2 separate regions of the Homo sapiens genome follow, and region 1 is linked to region 2. Evidence: chromatin loops called from intact Hi-C (ENCODE). Cell type or tissue: dorsolateral prefrontal cortex. All regions are shown on one strand. Links, peaks and the distances in the headings refer to the core of each region. The heading gives the core; the rest is flanking DNA.

Region 1 (6,373 bases), core at 806-5,805, 360 kb after region 2:
AGACTCTGTCTCAAAAAAAAAAAAAAAAAAGAGAGATGAGGAGAAGTGAACATTCTTAGATACTGTTAATAGGAGGATAAATTGGTACAATCTGCCAGTAGTATGACAATATATAAAATCTTTTGAGGTGTTTATACCCTTTGATCCAGTAATGCCACTGGTAGAAATGTTATTGCTAATTGTAGTTAGTAGGTTACATGTCCCAAAGACAACATTGCTCAAAGTTGTTAACAATGAAAATAATTAAATTATCCAATTGTAGGAAATCGATTAACAAATTCAGAGTACACCTAAAAAATAAAATACTATGCAGATGCTAAAAATGGTAATATAGATGTATAATTAATATTGGACAGAAAGTCGCTCATGATATATTGATGTAAATAATTTCAAAACAGCACGTACAGCATGCATCTGATTTTTAAAGACATATAATACAGATATTTATTATAGGTGCATACATATATGCCTGGAAGATTAATTCAGACTGTTAGCAGGGATTATTTCTGAATAGTTGGGGTAAAGGTCATTTTGTTTTTATGTTTTATTTATTTTACTTACCTGCATTTTTAAATTTTTACATGAACAATCCATTTTACATGGATTAAAGAAATAATGATTATCTTAAAAGATAAGAAATCTTAAAGATTAAAATCTAATAAAATAAAAGTAAGCTGAGCTGGGCATGGTGGCTCAAACCTGTAATGCCAGCACTTTTGGAGGCCAAGGCAGAAAGATGACTTCAGGCTAGGAGTTGGAGTCCAACCTGGACAACAGAGTGAGACCCTGTCTCTACAAAAAATATAAAGAAATTTGCTGGGCATGTGGTACACACCTGTAGTCTTAGCTACTAGGGAGGCCAAAGCCAGAGGGTCACTTGAGCCCAGGAGTTTGAGGCTGCAGTGAGCTATGATTGTGCCACTACACTCCAGCCTGGGTGACAGAGCAAGAACCTGTCTCTCTATTTTTTCTTTTCTTTTATTTTTTTAAAAGGCATTTTAGGCAGCTTTCTCTTTTTCTGATTGGTTTCAGAAAGATAAGATGCAGTTACAAGCAAATGGAGAAATTAAGTACAAATGTCTGGTCCGAGAAGCTTAGCAAACGTAGCAGTATTAGTTCTAACATCCATTTTCTGTCAATTTATTGAAAATATCTTCAAAACTGATACATCTTTTAGAAGTAATACAAATTAAAGAGTTCATTGAAATAAAGGAGATAGTTTTATGACACCAAGATTTATCTCCACACTTGTTCCTTCATCTTAGATGGAACAAATGCAGAGAGTGTAAAGCTTAAAATAACTATATGCTCTACAATGTAGATAATCAAATGAAAATGCTGTGGTCTCAAAGCCAGAGGAATGTGGACCACTTTGGTGGCCAAATTTAACCAGCTGAGGTCTTTCTTGAGTACCATCTGAGTCTTCCTTTTTAAAAAAAAAAAAGAAGAAGAAGAATTTGTCTTTTAGCAGGGAACCTACATTTTATAAAACTTTAAATCATTTGCTGTGGCTTTGTTATTCTATAATATCACTTTGGTTGGGACACCAAGCTCAATAATTAATAAAGGGTCTGGATTTCGTGAAATGTTCTTCAGAGAGCCTAGATTAAGATCCAGGGGCAGTATAATATATGTGCCATTCTTCAGGTCTTATTCTGCCTCAGTTAAATCTCCTACAGTAACATCTCTAACATGTTTTCACACGGGAACCTATGAAGAAAAGCAGCATATTTTTGAATTGCCAATGAATATAATGTGAATCGTCACTTTAAAATGGGAACAAGAAAAAAGTGTAGTGTCTTTTGTGGAACATTAGTCAACTGTGAGGTACAAATCCAAGGCAGTCCCTGAAGAGACAACAGGGAAATAGAATCAGACTATCTTGGATTAAATCACAGCTTCACTCATTTCAGGCTGGTTAATCTTGCACAAGTTAATATCACTGTGCCTCCCTCATAATGTGAAGAATGAGGATATCATTACTCTTAAAGCGCTGTGAGGATTATTAAAATAGATAACATACAAACTTCCTGGAACACACAGATGTTCAGTAAATTATAGTTCATACTATCAATTTTAAGGTACTGTTATTACTGTTGGTGCTAAGTTAGTGTTATAACTTTCATTTGGAAACATTATCATCTATGGCTAATTCTGTCTTAAGAGAACTCTTTGATTTGACATTTATGCCTCACAGCCAGAGTCATAAGCTTAATCATTATTTGTTAAATAAGATTAAAATATGGGGAAAAGTATTATTTGTGTAAGTGCTGAAAAATAAAGAAGCTTTGGTTTAAGAAAATTTCTTTTACAATAAGAGAATGAAAAGGTTTAACATGCCCAAAAAAAGGGACTGAAAACAATATTTTTAAGATACAGCTACTAATATTTATAACAAGCTTGTCCAACCCATAGCCTGTGGGCCTCACGTGGCCCAGGACGGCTTTGAATGCAGCCCAACACAAATTTGTAAACTTTCTTAAAACATGAGATTTTTTTTGGCGTGTTTCTGTGGTTTTTTTGTTTTTGTTTAGCTCATCAGCTATCTTTAGCATTAGCGTATTTTACATGTGGCCCAAGACAGTTCCTTCTCTTCCATTGTGGCCCAGGGAAGTCAAGAGATTGGACACCCTTGATCTATAACATATATTTGTTATCTGTTTACATGTTCTATTACAGTGTTTGTATTAGTCATGGCTTTGTTGTTGAAAAAAGACAAAAATTCTCACAGACTAGCTGACGTAACCAGGAAGAACCAGGGTGAAGATGCTTTATTAGTACCTTGAACCAGGAGTTTGGTTGGGAATCTCTTTCTCTCTTCTGATTTTTGTTTTGTTTCTCCTCAAACAGTCCTGAATTGTACCTGCTCAGCCTTGCAACCCAAGAGAAAAGGGAGTTTCTATTCCACTCCAAAATGGAAAATCCCACCGAAAGGGGATGTAGTACTAGGTTTGTCTCAGTGTAAATTAATATTGACCCCAGTGGTCAGAGGCAGAATGTATTCCAGGAAGATTGGGGGCAGGGAGCAGAGCACACTTGGTGGAGAAAAACAATGGCCAGGTACCAATCTTTTCCAACCTGGGAGTTTCCGCACAGCAGTGAATTGGGACCATTATTGGGCAGTGAATTCCATATGATGGGGTCATGAGCAGCATCTTTAAAAAAGTGAAATAAATACATTTAAATGAAATTGAATAGAAAATGTTAAAGGATATCACAGTCAGGTGAATTATTGTTTCATGAAACTTTCGTTTCCATTATATTTACATGTGTGTGGGTTGGGGGACTAGGTACAATATAAAACATAGTTGTTAATATGGGTCATAATTTTTAAAGTTTACAGGTCTACACCGTACAGTGCTCTTCAATTGTAAACTACTGTTGTCAATGGGAAGGTAATCTGCTTGCTACTAGGATCTTATTCTTCACTCCAGTCCAGGCATTGGGCGGAAGGGTGAATGCAGAGTGGCACACAGCAGCAGATGGGAATTAGCTGGCTCCTCAGCCTTCCAGGGTGGGTTTTTTTTTGTTGTTTTTGATTGGAGAGTCCAGGTGGGTGGTTGCTGTTTTTCCCCCTTTCTGTGACACAATTTAAGGTAAAGTAATTTTCAGAAACAACCATAGCCATAAATTCAGCTCAATTTGTATGTTTCAGTATGCAACATTTCTTCCACTAACAGGGCCAGCTTCACAGACATGCAACCTCATGCAGTTCCACAGGGCCCTGCACTTGGTTTAATACTCTTCTGTCTGTGGCCATCTTAAACAAGGACCCCACATTTTTATTTTGCACTGGGACCTGCAGATTCTGTAGCCAGTCCTGTCCACTAAACACTAAAATGAGAGATTGGTAGTCCAGAATCATTTTTTTCCCATACCCAGAGAGCTGCAGACATCCTTGTCTTCGCCTGTGCTCACAGAGCACGTGATACTTAACAGGAGGAATATATCTCTCATTTTCTGTTAAATTTAGTTTCACCTGATGCCTCTTAATTTTAATTCTCTTTTAGAAAATGACACTAAACGTGCTCTTCCTGATTAATTTGCAGCATGTTAATATATACTCTAATTAGCAGCTGATTTCCTGCCTCACTTCCCCAGTGGTACCAGGCTGATGTGCCCAATGAGGGCATTCAGAACTAATCATTGAATCCATGGCAGCCCAAACTTATAGTTTAATATATGCCCCACTTCTCCCATCCCCTTATGGCCCCCACATCCCTTAAATAGACTGTCAACTTACTAAAAGGAAAGAGATAGCATAGAATTTAAAAGAGCTTGCATTCAGGTTATGTGTTCATTAAACTGAGTTTCTAAAGTAGGTGTTAGTGATACCAGTGATTCCTCCTCTTCTCATCTTAGGGTTGCCCATTGAACTGGGATAATGGATAGACCCACTTAACCTCCAAAAACCGACTTACTAAAAACTATGTAAGAACTGGGTGAAATGTTTTATTTTTCATGATCTGAAAATATTTTTCAGAAAATGAAAAATGTTTTATTTTTTTCAGAAAATGAAAAATGTTTTATTTTTCATGATCTGAAAAATAAAAATCTTAAGCAGTGTTATCTTTGCTTTGTGATTAAATTTCCAAATCGCCTGGTGCTCATTAAGAATTCCTGTGGCACAGATACAAAACATATACAATCTTTTTGTTTTGTTTTAATTCAGCACTCACTAAAGTGACCAGAGGTCCATGATGTTCAATTTTCCTCCCACTGAATAGCAAGTTCTTGCCCGAGTTCTTGCTCTGGGACTGGTTAAGCCAAGAGGAAAAGCTTATAAAATGTTTGAGGTAATTTAGGGCAGTCCGAGCCATCTGACTAAATGATTCACAGGTTGGAATTTCAGATGCTAGTTCACATAGAAGTAGAGCTGCTTCCGAAGGGAAAGACAGTAACGAGAAAACACTAGTGGGAGGATCTTTTCCGACAAAGGCCTGTTGTTGACACTAATAATAAGCTCCCTGTGTTTTGTTGTTGTTTTTTATTCTGGCAGGCACTGGCCTCGAGTTTTCTGGTTTCAGCTAAGATTGTGTTTTTTGGGGTCTTGGGATGGGAAGTGAAGCCTTTACCTGTCTTTCCACAAATCCTGCAAGCACTGGGCACATTATAAACTAACCAGCATCTAATTGGATACAATTTCTGTTGATTATCAGACTGAATAAATGTTCATCATTACATGTTGTGTTCTTTCTCCTCTTATCCACAGAGAAAAAACCCTATAATTGTAAACCTAACTTTGTTGAATTATATACACATACATATAACCCTCGAAACCCTGAAATTCATTTAGAATTCTTAATATCCTAGACCATATGCTAAATTCTCAAACCTGAAATTTCTCAAGTTATACCAATCATTTCACTAATTATTCAGTACCATTCACTAGTGTGCATCATTATGAGGAAAAGCTGCTACTTGTTGTTATTTCATTACCCAAATACACAATCCCCACTAAGAGTTCTTGTCTTGGCCAGGCGCGGTGGCTCACGTCTGTAATCCCAGCACTTTGGGAGGCAGAGGCGGGCAGATCACGAGGTCAGGAGATCGAGACCATCCTGGCTAACACAGTGAAACCCTGTCTCTACTAAAAATACAAAAAGAATTAGCCAGACATTGTGGCGGGCGCGTGTAGTCGCAGCTACTTGGGAGGCTGAGGCAGGAGAATGGCATGAACCCAGGAGGCAGAGCTTGCAGTGAGCGGAGATCGCGCCACTGCACTCCAGCCTGGGTGACAGAGCGAGACTCCATCCCAAAAAAAAAAAAAAAAAAGAGTTCTTGTCTTTTTCTACTAAAGAAAAGGGTCATTCTTGTTGGAATTATTACAGTCTGCATTCGTTTTCTTTTCAACCGAGTAGCATAGTCTCAGTAGATAAGAAACACGTGCATTCTTACCTCACCTTCTTCCTGCCTGTGTTACAGAATTATGTGAATATTGAATGGAGTTTGCAGTTCCCATTTCCTTCCTCCAGCAGCTGTGCCCACCCTTTCAATAATGTTTGGCAGATTAGTTCTTCTTCCTTTTTTTTTTTTTTAAGGTAGTCTTGTGCTGTCACCCAGGCTGGAGTGCAGTGGCGCAATCTCTCAGCTCACTGCAACCTCCATTTCCCAGGTTCAAGTGATCCTCCCACCTCAGCCTCCCAAGTAGTTGGGATTACAGGCGCATGCCACCACCCCTGGCTAATATTTTTATGTTTTGGTAGAGATGGGGATTCACCATGTTGGCCAGGCTTGTCTCAAACTCCTGACCTCAAGTAATCCACCCATCTTAACCTCCCAAAGTGCTGGAATTACAGGCAGCAGTCACCGCACCAGGCCGATTTGTTTTTCTAACAGTTGTTTAGCTGTCTAACATGAGGTGCTACTTCAG
Region 2 (6,373 bases), core at 851-5,850:
GCCCTACTTTGTATTCTAAAAGGTATTGAATTTTGCCCTGAGAAAAATGAAAGTGAAAGTGCTAACTGAAGAAGTCAAATGGTTTCCTGGATGGAAAGATAACTTCCTATCCTGTCTTCTATATCACTGTGTAGGTTCTTAGAGGCCAAATGAGATGGTACATTGACAAACGTTGAGACTGACCTGGTCAAAAGTGACTTAACAGATTTTTCAAACATCATACACACCTAAGCCCGAATAAGGGAAGCCTGCCCACTACTATTTGCTGGAAATTCTTGTATAAATATTTCAGTGTGGCTTTTATTCTTTGATGCTTCTAAGGGTTTTTCTGGCACTTGAGGAGTTACATACCCATTCATCTGTCAAAATTGAAAGAGGAATGTTATTCAAGAGAGTGTTCACATGTCTGAATAAATGCAGCAAAATAAGACAAGTGAAAAATGGCTCAGTCCTAAGTGTCCTAAGCATTCTGGAAAGCGCATGTACATTTTAAAACTGATTGCTTTTTTAATTTTCTGTGTATCATGTTCATGGCTTTTAAAAAAAATTTACTGATTTTCTTGATGAAGAGTTTAGCAAATGCAGAAATTGAATCTTACTTTCCAAATGTTTTGATTGCTTCTAATTGCCTTTAGTTTTTTTATGTGTGTTAGTTTAATACCACAGAAAGCTTTAGAATCATTAGCTCTAGAAACATAAGCCTGCCACTTAATCACACAATGAGTGAATCACTGGCATCCAGGCTAGCCAGAAAGCCAGATCTGGAGCTGTCTGTTCTAAGCCTCAACTGGGAGATTCATCTGTCTTAGGCTGCTCAAATCACTTCTTGTCTAGTGGAAATTTTCAGAATGCCCTCACAGCTATAAATTTCCAACATGGTATAGAAATTCATTGGCCCACCACAACTGACTATTCTAGGGAGTGGAAGAAGCTTTTAGTTATATTCATTTTCTGAAACAAAAAGAACTCTTAACGGCCTCTTGTCTATCTGTCTCCTCTCCTTTGCTACCCTACCCAACAGCAGCAATGGTATAATGCGAAGATAGCCCCCAGAATTCCATGTACCAAAGGTTATGAATTGGTCTTGTATTAAAAGCACAAACCTCAAAATTAGACCTGGATTCAAATCCAGCCTCCCCACTTTTAGTTGTGGGCCCTAGGAAAAGTTATTTACTCTCTCTTAGCCTCAGTTTTTTCATCTACGTGATGGAAGAAATAATCTCTACTTCAAGTAGTTGTTATAAGAATCGGAGAAGATAATACATAAAAAACAGACAGCTCCTGGCAGGGACTAAGTGCTTTTTTTTTTTTTTTCTTTTGAGACAGGATCTCGTTCTGTTGCCCAGGCTTGAGTTCAGTGGCATGATCATGGCTCACTGCAGCCTCGACCTCCTGAGCTCAAGCCATCCTCCCACTTCAGCCTCCCTAGTAGCTAGGACTACAGGCACGCATTACCACGCCCATATAATTTTTGTATTTTTTGTAAAGACGGGGTTTCTCCACGTTGCCCAGGCTCATCTTGAACTCCTGGGCTCAAGCAATCTGCCCGCCTCAGCCTCCCAAAGTCCTGGGATTACAGGCACGAACCACTGCGCCTAGCCATAAATCCTTATTTAATGGGAGCTGTTAATGTTGTTGATGTTGTTGCTATTGTTGTTGCTAAGTTCTATCTGTGAATTATTCTACATTCCCAATAATCAGTGGAAGTCTTTGAATCTTATCAGTGGAAAGGAGTTTAAAAATCTTATCCCCCAATCCACTTAATTTACAGATCAAGAAACTCATGTTTCTGTAAAATATTCAAGAGGCCACACACTTGTCCAAGGTCACACAGAATGACCTGAAGGATGGCAAAGTCTCTTGATTTCCAGACCACAGTTTATTCTGCATGCAGTGCTCATGTACAATACTTTGATTGTTCTTTGGTACATGCAGGATTATTTCTCCTGCTTTCATATTTTTCTGATCACTTACAGTTTTAGTTCCAGCTTGCTATTATGTGGAATCTTAGATCAATATATGCATCTGAAAAAATGTGAAAATAGTGCAAATTAATTAGAAGCCAGAAAACCTAATCAGAAGAGAAACATTTTGAAAAAAGTGCATAAACAGTGCAAAATAATTTAGAATACCTATCCAAAGAACTGTTGTAGGAGAATAACGACTTTGTTATGAATAATGATAAACAGTTTTCTTTTTGATTTTCTGAAGAAATATTGCCAGGAAAAATGGTGTTAGATGCAAAGTCTAATATATGTTCTCCATATATATATCTTTGTATATATTACCAAAAAAAAACTACATTTAAAGTTTTGTTTTTTCTTCTAAATGTTTCACCTAAACAAGAATGAAAGTTTTGGAGAGAGGAAGGAAGAGAAAGAGACCTAATGTTATTTTTCTCCTGCTACAGGAGGGAATTTACCAAGAAATAGAAAATAGATGCCTTATTGTTGGATTGTGGCTAAGCAGTTCTCATTGCTGGAAGGACTTCCACTGAAGCCCAAAGCAGAAGAGGGAATTAAGTAAGCGACTCTTGCTTAAGCTGAATCTCAAATATCTTGCTGGTAGCTAGAATATAAAAGAGGGAGTCGAGGCGAAGCTATGACTCCACACTCCTCTCTTGTGCTAGCATTGGCTCAGCTTTGTTCTCTTTGGCTGGCAGCCTCCTGCCCTCAGTGCCTCTGACCCACCCCTGCCTTGGGAGGAAGGGCATTGCCAAGGATCTCTTTTAGCCCATAGGCGCCCCCTAGGAAAGCTTACTGGACCCATGACAACAGTCATAACACCGCTATGGTTCCTGGATCCTATTAAGAAAGATTCCTTTTATTCTTATTCATACAGCAAAATGCGCTTGTCATAAATAATATAAATAATGTGAAACATAGAGAGTAGAAAACTAAGTACTCTTTGGCCATAGTACTTAATTTTTGCTTTTTTTCACTTGACATATGTCTTGGAATCCTGTTCCATAGTCAATAGAAATTACCTCATTTTTAAAATAATTTTTTTCAATACTGTATTACTTTCAATACAGTATTCCATAATATAAATAAGCGATAATTCATTTAGCCATTTCCTGATTGAGACAAATTTCTGTCCCACTCTTATTTTTCTTTACTAAAGATAAAGCTGCAATGATCATCCATGTTTATTTACTTTATAAACATGTGTGAATATTTAAAATTCTTAGAAATGGAATTTAAGGACTTGAAGGATATGCTTGTTTTAAATTTGGATAGATATTTCTAAATTATTAAAAAAAGCTTGTACTGATTTACACCCTTGGAAGCTGTGTGTGAAACTGCCCATTTCCACCTGATGATACTGGTAGCAATCTATTGAATTTTTAACGAACTGATTAGTTGGTAATAAAGTATATCTCACTGTTTATTTTGCGTTTTCTTTGTCACTTTTGAAATTAAACATCTTTTCATATTTTATTTCTTATTTTTTTGTGAATTGTCTCTTTGTCTCTTATGCTAATTTTATATTTTATATCTTTTCATGATAATTTCAGGTGCCTTTAGTATATTTTGTATATTATATTTGGTTTTCTATATACTACAAAGACTTTCACTGGTACCTTCTATTTTGATGTCTTTTGTCATGCAGGTCTTTTCATTTTTTTTTTTTTTGGCATGTAATCTGTTGGTCTTTTATCAATGGCTCCTGGAATTTGTGTCTTTCTTCGGACAGCCTTTATCAACCCCCAAAATTATCAAAACTGATGTGCAATATCTTACTCTGGTTCCTTTCTGCTGTTTTTTTTTATTTGATGTTTAGAATTTAATCCATTTGGATTTTTGCTTATGGTGTGATATAGGTATCTAATTTTTTTTTCAGAATCTACAACGTTCTCAATATTGTGTGTGGGTTTTTTACTGTTGTTTGTTTGTTTGAGACACAGTCTCACTCTGTCGCCCAGGCTGGAGTGCAGCCACATGATCATGGCTCACTTCAGCCTTGACCTCCCAGTCTTAAGTGATCCTCCCCTCTCAGCCTCCCAAGTAGCTGGGACTACAGGTGCGAGCCACCACACCCAGCTAATTTTGTATTTTTTGTAGAGACAGGGTTTCCCTAAGTTGAAATGCTATCTTTTTATATTCTAAATGTTCCTTTATGCATAGCTTTGTTCCTGAATTGTCCTTTTTGGTTCCATTTGTCCATGTCTTTATTCTGAGCCAATAAAATACTGCTTAATTAATATAAGCTTTGTATATTTTGATAACTGAAAAGTCAGGTTTTTCCTTGTTTTCCTTTTTTTTGGTAAATTTTGTTGCTTGTTCTGAGGTATTCTCTCTTTTGAACTCTAAAATCAGCTTTTCAAATTCTATAAATCTCTTGTTAAGATTTTTATTAGGATTGAATTGAATTTATGGATTAATTTGAAAAGGTGACATCTTAGGAATATTGACTCTTTCATCTGGAAACATATATAGCTTTCTGTCTTTTCATGTCTTCTTTTATATCTTCAATAAGATTTTATAGTTTTCTTCATGCAGACCTTGCATAGTTCTAGGGGATTGTTTTTAAGTCTCTATTGCCATTGGGAATGAGATCTCTAGAATTTATTTTTCTGAAGAGAAAGGGGTAAAAGAAGAAAAAAGAAAGCAGGAGTTGGAAGAATATGATAGAGAAGGAAAAGAGAAAGAAAAATCAAAAGGGGAAGATGGAATGGTACAAAAAAGGAAAAAGGAGAAAATTTTATTTTTATTGAACATCTATTATGTGACACACACTGTGTTAGAGGTGTTCACGTGCATCATCTCGTGTGTACTTTCAACCACCTGGCTTGTTTGACAAAACTGAAGTTTAGAAAGATCAGCAAGGGATTATGGAACAGGAAATGGAAAGAGAACAGGTTTGGAATGAGACCTGGGAACCGATCCCAGATTCTGCTCTCATCAGCTGTGTGATCTTGCTCCCTTTACCTAATTACATTCCTTATTTGTAAAACTTGGATTATATCTGCTGAGGTGACTGTGAGGACCAAGTAAAACAGTGTATCTAAAGTGCCTGCCACATAAGGAGCTCACCGTAAATGCTGGTTCCCACCCATCATCATCTCTTCTGACCCCGTGGCCTGTCTGCCCCCTGCACCAGCCTGCCATGGAAATCCAAGTCTGCCCAGGACAACATGGAGCCTTAATATAAATGTGCTATGAGATGTTGATTCCATGAGTGTGTAACACCCAGGAACACATACCAACAGTTCTTAAGAAACACTATAGGAAAGACAATTGTTATGAGTTATGATTTGATTTGAAAAAAAGTCAAATAAGCCTGAAAAAAATAAATCATTCAGTACAAAAGGAGGCATTGTTGAAGTGTGGATCCTTATTTGAGCCTAAATCCCCAGTGAGAAACACCCTCTATTTCTACTCAAACAATGGTTTCTTGTTTGGGAGACAATGCTGGCTGCATGGTACTGGAAAGCATCAAATCCCCATGGCAATGGCAATGGTCTCCCCTGCAACACTGAAACAGTGTCTGGAGGAGCAACTGCACCACCTGACCAGGGCCTCAGCCATTGGACAGAAGCTCCAGTCTCAGCCTGAGCTGTAGGAAAACAGAACTGGCCCAGACATCTTGGCTACACCTTATATTTGCTGCAGGGGTCTGACCATCCAGAGGAGTTGTGCTCATGAAATGGGAGCATGAAGTAGAAAGAACGCTAAAAATAAGACATAACTGAAATGCCCCAAATGAATGTTCTCTTGGAAGCATGTAAGTTTTTTCCCAACACCTCTTGATCATGAAGGAAATTCATGAGCCAGCCTGGATTTAAATCCTCCCCCTCTGCAGCTGGAGGCTCTTGAGGAAATTTGTTCACCTCTCCGAACCTCATTTACTTCATCTGAAAAATGGGGTTAATAACACAAACTGCAGAGAATTCCTGTGAGAATTAAATCACACAAATATAAAAATGTTCTCTGTAAAAACCAGAATTGTTCTTTCATCATATAGGGAATTGCATTCAGAGCCTATGAATGTCTTCAATGCTTCTGAGTTTCACTTTTCAGGGAGAAATTTGAGTTCTTTAGTAGCCAAATGTCATATGATCCTAGGACTAGTAAATGATGTATGTGATAAAAAAATTTTTTTTTTAAAGAAGTGGACTCTCTTAAATACTGAGCCTGGTTTCCATATGTGACTTGTAACGTGATCTTGACCCATTGATTCTATGTTCAAATTGTATCTAGAACCCAATCACTTCTCACCACCTCTTCTGCTACCACCTGGTCATATCAAAGCCATCACCATCATATTTTTCCTGGATTATTGAAAGTAGTCCCCTAACTGATTTTCCTGCTTCTACTCTTGCCAGAAACATATTTTGAGCAATGGCAGTATCCTTGGAATAAATGTATCA

What was found. Hi-C counts contacts between places; a loop is a spot of excess contacts. Peaks named below come from ENCODE experiments on the same cell type or tissue, not always from the same donor. Only the 100,000 strongest peaks of a DNase experiment are listed, where the experiment ranks them.
Region 1: it touches region 2 in a loop (8-fold over the local background); 2 of 110 quality-filtered maps call a loop at or near these places.

The regions. Positions count from the first base shown.
Region 1 is chr9:77,769,067-77,775,439 of GRCh38, reverse strand. The region is part of intron 5 of GNAQ (G protein subunit alpha q); the gene reads left to right. Among named protein-coding and RNA genes, the nearest start is that of GNA14, 120 kb to the right of the region's middle. In dorsolateral prefrontal cortex, for the core only: no CTCF peak of the experiment used is centred there; no DNase peak of the experiment used is centred there; H3K4me3 peaks cover 1,509 bases; H3K27ac peaks cover 3,971 bases.
Region 2 is chr9:78,126,548-78,132,920 of GRCh38, reverse strand. No RefSeq gene overlaps it. Among named protein-coding and RNA genes, the nearest start is that of GNAQ, 98 kb to the right of the region's middle. In dorsolateral prefrontal cortex, for the core only: CTCF peaks have their summits at 2,740 and 5,370; DNase peaks (open chromatin) are centred at 2,690, 5,085 and 5,510; H3K4me3 peaks cover 446 bases; H3K27ac peaks cover 5,000 bases.